2 separate regions of the Homo sapiens genome follow, and region 2 is linked to region 1. A link is a contact called in ENCODE Hi-C or POLR2A ChIA-PET data. All regions are on one chromosome and are shown on one strand. Each heading gives the region's core, a stretch centred on a gene start or an enhancer-like site at or near the end of the contact. The rest is flanking DNA. Distances are from core to core; before and after follow the strand shown.

Region 1 (3,407 bases), core at 438-2,937:
GTATTAAGATTCAGATGTCTGGCGTACCTGCCTGAGTAGATGCTAGCCCGTTGGCATTGCTGGAACATTCACCCCAATTATATACAGAAGGCGAGTTACTCAAGGGAAGAAGATACTGTGTTCATTTCTGGACATTTTGAATTTGAGGTGTCTCTGGTACATACAGGTAGAAATACACAACGGGGTATCCTTCAACAGACTGAAGGGTATAAATCTGAAGGGGCGAGATCAGAATTGGAGATATAAATCTGGGAGTTATGTGCTTATGGGTGATAGCCGCTATTTAATGCTACTGTGTGTAAAGCACTGCTCTAAACGCTCTGCATGTATTAGCTCACTGAGTCTTCACAACCACCATATTGAGTAGGTACGATATTATCCTCATTTTGCAGAGCAGGCAACGGAGGCAAAGAGGTTAACGAACTTTAAGAGATACGAACACTTTTGAGGCGCCTTTTTTCTTTTGGCGGGAGACGGGGGACGGGGGTGGGGGGGTAGTGTCCAGCAGCCTCAGAAAAAAGGAGGAAGCTCAAAAAGTAGAACGTCAACATTGAAATGACCTCTTTCATCCAGAAAGCTGCCAAACGTATGCAAGGAATGTTTGTCAAGATCTTAGTTCGCTTTCAGATTCACCTAGTGGAAGGAAATCTCTTATGCTTAAGAAGTCTTCAATTAAAAGGGGGGATGGGCGTGGGGGGAGAAGAAAACCGCCTTCCCTTCAACAAATTTTTCCCAGAGGTACCGGGCCCAGGAAAGAGTTCACAGTGGTCCTGGGAGAACGTATTCCTTTTCTTAGCTCTCCAGGGCTTTGGGACCTGGAGTCTTTTCCTGCTCCCTACTGCAATGGAGAGTCAAGCCCAGGGGACAGCTAATACACTATTAAAAGAATTATCAGTGCAAGATAGATATGCGATGTGGCAAGTTATAATAGAATCTAGGTAGTGGGTATAGAGGAATTTGATGCAAATTTCTTTTAACTTTACTGAATATTTAATAATACTAAATAAAAGTTGGGTAGAAGAATTATCGTCGATGGCTCTTTGGTGCGCATTCTGGGCCTCCGAGGGTCTTGATGAAGCTCATGTAGTGTCATGTGCTCTCTCGGGAGAGCGTTGACTATTTTCACTCCTAACGTTGGCATCCTACGAGCCAGGTAGGCATAACTTTGAGACAAATTCTAGACTTACATGAGTTATGATTATTATTTAACTGAGATGGACAGGAAGAACAAGCCTAAGAAAATCTTTCCCAATTCTCAGCTGCGTCCTACGATTCCCTCTCGCTCCCAACTCTCAAGGTCTCCCAGTCCGGCTTCCTCCATTTCCGGTAGTGACCCTAAGTGATGAGATTCTATCGCTCCCAGATCAGGCCGCAGCTGTTTGGCTCCCAGCAGACCCGGTGTGACGTTAAGGGACGGGGCGGTTGCCGGCGTCTTGAGGGGAACCTAGGGACCGAGAGGACTCTCCGGGAAGGCAGCCGCTCCCCCGCCCACAACAGACGCTCCCCTTGCCCTTTATGATGTTTACATGGGCGGAGGGATCCCTCCCAGCTGACAGCCACACCGCGCCGGCCCTTCTTTTTTTAAAGAGCCTAGCCACGGGCGCTGACTGGCCGGCAGCCGGGCGCGTCATCCTCCGGGGGCGGGGCCCGGGCCGCATTGTCTCGTCTAGGGCCGGCTGGACGCCCCAGAGGCCGGACCTGGGCAACCCCAGCCTGGAGGTGCCGGGGCCGGAGCTCCCAGAGGGCTGGGTGCGAGGCCTAGGCGGGGTCAGGTTCGGGTTCCTAGGCCATAGCGGAGCTGCAGCCCAGGCGGCCGGAGCGGAACCCAGCCCCGCTCCGAGTGCCACGTCTCCAGGAACCCCCTCCTTACTCTTGGACAACACTCCGCCCCCGCCCGGGCCTCCGTCCCCCAAACCGCCCTCATTTGTGCAGCGCCAGATCCTTCGGACACATCCCTAGGTGTCTCCATCCTCATTCGGTCCATCCAACTCCCAGACCTCACGTCAACCGGCTGCACCCCACTTTCCAGCCTGCGCCCCAGATCTGCAGCCTTCGCCCCTAGATACACCCGCCTGGTGATGAGGCGCTCCTCGCGTTCCTTCCGGTAACCGCGTTGCGAAGACCACGCTGCCGGGTTGCAAACTTGGGGGGACTTCCTCCCTCCCCTCCCCCTGGGCGCCGTGCAACTGCCCTGGGACCGGGTTCTGGGATGAGGGGGGCAGACCGGGCTCCCCAGCGGCCGGCGCAGCACGTAGCGCACGTGTAGGGTCCGCTCCCCACCCCCTCGCCGCCTCTGACAACTTTTCAGGGCTCCAGGTGTCCGTGAGCCTCCCTTCCGCCCTGGCCTCCGGTCTCTGCCTTGCTCGTGCTTCTACCACCACCCTTCCCCTCCCAACCCGGTGGATCCTCTCGTCTCCCCCAGTCTCCAGTGCACCGGCTTTCCCTCGTCCTCTGCGCAGTCCATCTCAGCTCATCTCTCCAATTCAATGCCATCATCTCTCCTCACCATCTCTCGGTGCCCTGGAATGTTTGCTGTCAGATGTCCCCTGTGAAACCCACAAACGCTTGCGATTTGGCCTCCTTGTTTTATTTTGTGTAGTCCTACAACGTCTTGTTACTACCCCCTATTACAACACTTATAACTCAGTATTTGTCTTTTTTCCGCGGTGTCCCTGCACTCTCCCCATACATATTCCTCTCCTGCCAGATTGTAAGCCTCTAGAGGGAAGAAGTAATGTCTCTCTCCTTGGCACCAGGCACGTGGCACACGCTCCACAAATATTTGTTGAAAGGGAGGGTAAATGGCCTTGAGTTTCTGTGGCTACCATTGGCTGAGGATGGAGCTTTGGGCTGGACAAAGAAGAATCTGGTTGACCACATGAAGCAGGAAGGAGGCTCAGAACGGTGTTGAGGGAGCCTCCACAATGGGTGGGCACCACAGGTGAGATAAACCCATCCTCCCCCATTCCCTGCCCTGCTTAATTCCCGGGAACCAGCAACCCCTCCTATGCTATCGTCTACTGCTGAGCTGGTCCCTTATGGTGGACTTCTGTGCTCACTGTTCTGCTTTAGCCCCAGCTGTCGGGGCTGCCCTTGGGGAACAGCTTACACCTTGACCAGGCGCTCATTTCTGGGTTTCTGTTCTTGGGAAGCTGGGTCTGGGTCCTGGGAGCCACCTGGTAACTAATAAATACCTCTTCCTCCTCCCATCTGCTCTTCCTCTCCTGTCCTGGAATCCCTCTCTGATGACTCAGCCCAACTGAGATCCAGGGTAACTGCACCCTCAGTCCTGGGCTTTGGTTTACCTGGGTGTGGGGCTCAAAGGGCTAGACCCTTGTGGGGGTCAGGCGCTGACAAGTGGAACATTCCCACGGTGCTGCCAGCCCTGCCCACGGGGATTGGGAGGG
Region 2 (3,407 bases), core at 398-2,897, 2.9 Mb after region 1:
GCCAGCATAACTTTCAGAGTAGAGATCGTGAGTTACCACAGATGCTGATTGAAACAGAGCTAACAGCAGCTTTCTCCTCATTCCCACCCCGTGTGTAGGAGTACGCAGTCTCATACCACCACCAGTTGGAGGATGATCTAGTCTGGAGACAGAACGGTGTAGAACAAAACCCTTGCCAGGGTCCCAAACCTCTCTTTAGAACTCTAATTAAAGGTACTTCCGTTTCCCACACAACTTGGAATGAAGGGGAAGCAACGACTGTTAAAACATTTAAAAACTAAGCCTTTATCTATTTATTTAGAAAACACACTATGCAAAGAAGCCAATTCCTTACATTAAAAATATTTATTTGCAACAGCTCTCCTTTTTAAGGCCTCAACAGATTGGACTAAACCACACCCCTCCATAAATGGCACATTCCATACAATAGCCTGGAGAATGGCATAGGACGATTCCACCGACAGCTGGGGGAATAGCAAACTTGTTGAAATTCCGAGAATGAAGTCTGATGGTTACCCGAACCTAGCCCTTTTATTACTAAAGTCACTCGGGGACAAGAGGGTTACAAAAATATCCCGAGACGCGTACGCGGGTGAGAGTGGAACGAGAACCACACGGGATTTGGGCCGTGCTGTTAACCCGCACCTCCCTGAGTACGGACATTTCCCCGAGGAAGGACATTTCTAGTCGGAGAGAAAGAGCGAACTTTGGGGTTAACTCTCTCAAAACTCTGAGGTGGGGAGAGAGGCAGCAGCCCATTATTTTCCAGGATCCAGTCCCGAACTCTCACTTTTGCCCGGGGGGAAAAAAACGGGTCCCGCCCACGCTCGGCCCGATCCGGGAGGCGGGGCCTGCAGCGACCCCGAAGGACAGAGGCGGGGCCGGTTGGCAGTGCTGCCCCTCCCCCTTTGCCAGGAACACCCCCGTCCGCTACAGAGAGGGCTCAGGGCCCCCACCCCCGCGCCAGTCGCTGGGGGAAGGGGCAATACGGGTGCCTCCGCCCCTCCTCGCTGAAGGTGGGGAGTGGAGCTCGAGTCCGCCCGCCTCCCCGCGCTGGCTCCAAGGGGACGGCCCCGAGGAGGTGGGGCCTCTTGGGGGCGCTGACTTCACACCCCTCCCCCTCCGGCCGCTGGCGGCTCAGGGACACCCCGCCCGCTCTAGTGCGGTGGGTGGGGGAGGCAGCTGAGCAGACCGGAGCCCTGCAGCGGCGCGGGGCGGGGAGGGGCGCGCGCACGGGCGCGCAGCCACCACCCCCGCGCGCCAGCAGGGCCCCCCACGCTCAAGGGTGCGCGCGGGCCCCGAAAGGGAGGAGGCCGCGCGCGGCACCGGGGATGGCGGACTCTAGCCTTCTGTCCCCCACTCTTTTCACCACTCGCCCCCATCCCCCTCCAACCCGCTCCAGGCCTCAGACTCCGCACTGACCTGACAGGCCGCGACATGTTCGCTGTCGAAACAGGACCGAGTCGAGAAGCCAAAGACCAGGACCCCCCCCACCCCGCGCGCTCGGCGCCCCACCCCCCCCGAACTTCAGCCGATGGGACCGCTGCTGCCGAACCCCGAGCTGCTGGCTTCTCAAACTCCGCTGCTCTTTGGTTCAGGGCTCCTGGAACAGACGAGCCCCCCGCTCCCCCGTCTCTTCAAAATGGATGAATCAAACCAGCCGAAAATGCGCCAAAGCCGCCGTGCAACCAAACCCACTAGGGTTTGTGCGCTCCTCCCCAACACGCCTGCTCATTGGAGACTTCTGCCAGATGCGCCCAGATCATTAGTCCGTTTGAATCATCACGTCTTCCAGGCCCCGCCCTGCTCTCTGATAGGCTCCACCTTCACCGTGGGGGTCCTGTTAGTCAAGATGCTCTGAGAGCGCACGGCCGCAAAACAAAAATGGTCGCTGCTTAGCCCGCCCCCTGGTTTCCACTCCAGAGTTGCAGATTCGTCTGGGGTCGTATCTTAGAAAGACTAGAAAAAAAGATTTATGTAGGGTTCAGCGTTGCTCAGTGTTAGTTTAATGGTGTTTCATCTCGTCTGCCTTGATCACCTTGAAAATCCTCTAATAGCAAAACCCGTGGGAGAGGCAGCAGATTCGTCACTGCGGGGCTGCTACAGAATTGGAGGGAAATTCCTTAGGTTCAAAAAATTTGACCTTAAACCTACAAGCCCCTTACCCTGGCTTCGGCATTAACCCTCAGGGACCAAATGAGGCTGCTGGAGTAGAGAGGCAGGATCATAATCAAGGAATATCTTCACCCCCAATTACCATTCTCCATTCTGGACCTTGAGATCCACTTCAGGGTCATTAAAGTCCCAGTCTGGTGCATTACTATTTTAAGAAAAGAGTCAGGTGTACAATAACTAAGAGCATGAGCTCAGGGGCCACAAGGTATTTCAGGTGGAATCCCAGGTCCACTACTTAATGGTGGTATAACTTTCCTTCTCTGTGCCTCAGTTTTCTCATCTGTAAAATGGGAAACAAGGGTACCTAACTGCATAGGCTTATTAGTATTAAATGAGTTGATATATCTATCAAAAGTCTTTAGGATAGTCTCTGGCTCACAGTAAGTGCTACGTAAGTGTTAAATCCAAGTTTTAAAAGATGATTCCGTCCCTGGGTAGAGATGGGTGGAGCTGGCTCAAGACCCTATGAATTCTATTGATTTACCCTTGCACTTTGAAAAACAAAACAAAGACTCTTCGAAGTCATATAACTGAAAGTAACGCACATCATTTCACTTAAATCCGTGAGCATTTGTTGGATGCCTAATACTCTCAAAGGCAGAGCTCAGGATTCCTATGTGAATGGCTAAGGCTGAGTCTGCTATCGAAAATAGACGTCAATCCCTGTCACAGTCAAAGCGATCATTTTTGTTTGGTGGCTGTGCGCTCTCAGAGCATCTTGACTAACAGGACCCCACGGTGAAGGTGGGGCCTATCAGAGAGTAGGGTGGGGCCTGGAAGACGTGATGATTCAAACGGACTAATGATCTGGGCGCATCTGGCAGAAGTCTCCAATGAGCAGTCAGTTAACAACCAATTGAAGATACACTTTCCAAACAACAACAACAAAAAACACACCACATCTGCCTCCTGAAAGTCTCCCTTTGTAAAATCTGGCTTCCCAAAAAGAAGAGAATAGCACAGTCCACCAGTGAAGCATTAAACAAATTAATATCTTTTGTCTCTTCCATGTCATTCCACCCTCTGTCCCTCTTATTTTTATTTTTAATTTTTATTTTTTCGAGACGGAGTCTCACTCACTATGCTCCCCAGGCTGGATTGCAGTGGCACGATCTCTGCACACTGAAACTTCCACCACCCGGGTTCAAGCGATTCTCCTGCCTCAGCCTCCCAAGTAGCTGGGATTACAGGCGTGCTCCACCATGCCCAGCTAATTTTGGTATTTTATTGTG

Evidence for each region. Hi-C counts contacts between places; a loop is a spot of excess contacts on that map. ChIA-PET counts read pairs that join two places held with the same protein, here RNA polymerase II (POLR2A). Pooled maps may share reads with other maps.
Region 2: a loop to region 1 is called in a pooled map, with 4 times the contacts of the local background. The contact joins the promoter of NUCKS1 here to the promoter of PCAT6 in region 1. A Hi-C loop is called at or near these places in 4 of 50 pooled maps. POLR2A ChIA-PET finds 5 or more read pairs at or near these places in 2 of 52 experiments (CD4-positive, alpha-beta memory T cell and activated T-cell).

Annotation. Positions count from the first base shown.
Region 1 is chr1:202,809,267-202,812,673 of GRCh38, forward strand. PCAT6 (prostate cancer associated transcript 6) reads left to right here and starts at 1,688. Exons shown (of 2, transcript NR_046325.2): 1 at 1,688-2,104; 2 at 2,309-2,646. It overlaps LOC124904583, which reads right to left. Exons shown (of 3, transcript XM_047439549.1): 3 at 972-2,293. The coding sequence ends at 1,769. RefSeq lists a silencer at 1,555-1,784.
Region 2 is chr1:205,748,535-205,751,941 of GRCh38, forward strand. It overlaps NUCKS1 (nuclear casein kinase and cyclin dependent kinase substrate 1), which reads right to left and starts at 1,648. Exons shown (of 7, transcript NM_022731.5): 1 at 1,423-1,648. The coding sequence starts at 1,439. RefSeq lists a silencer at 822-1,421 and an enhancer at 1,842-2,091.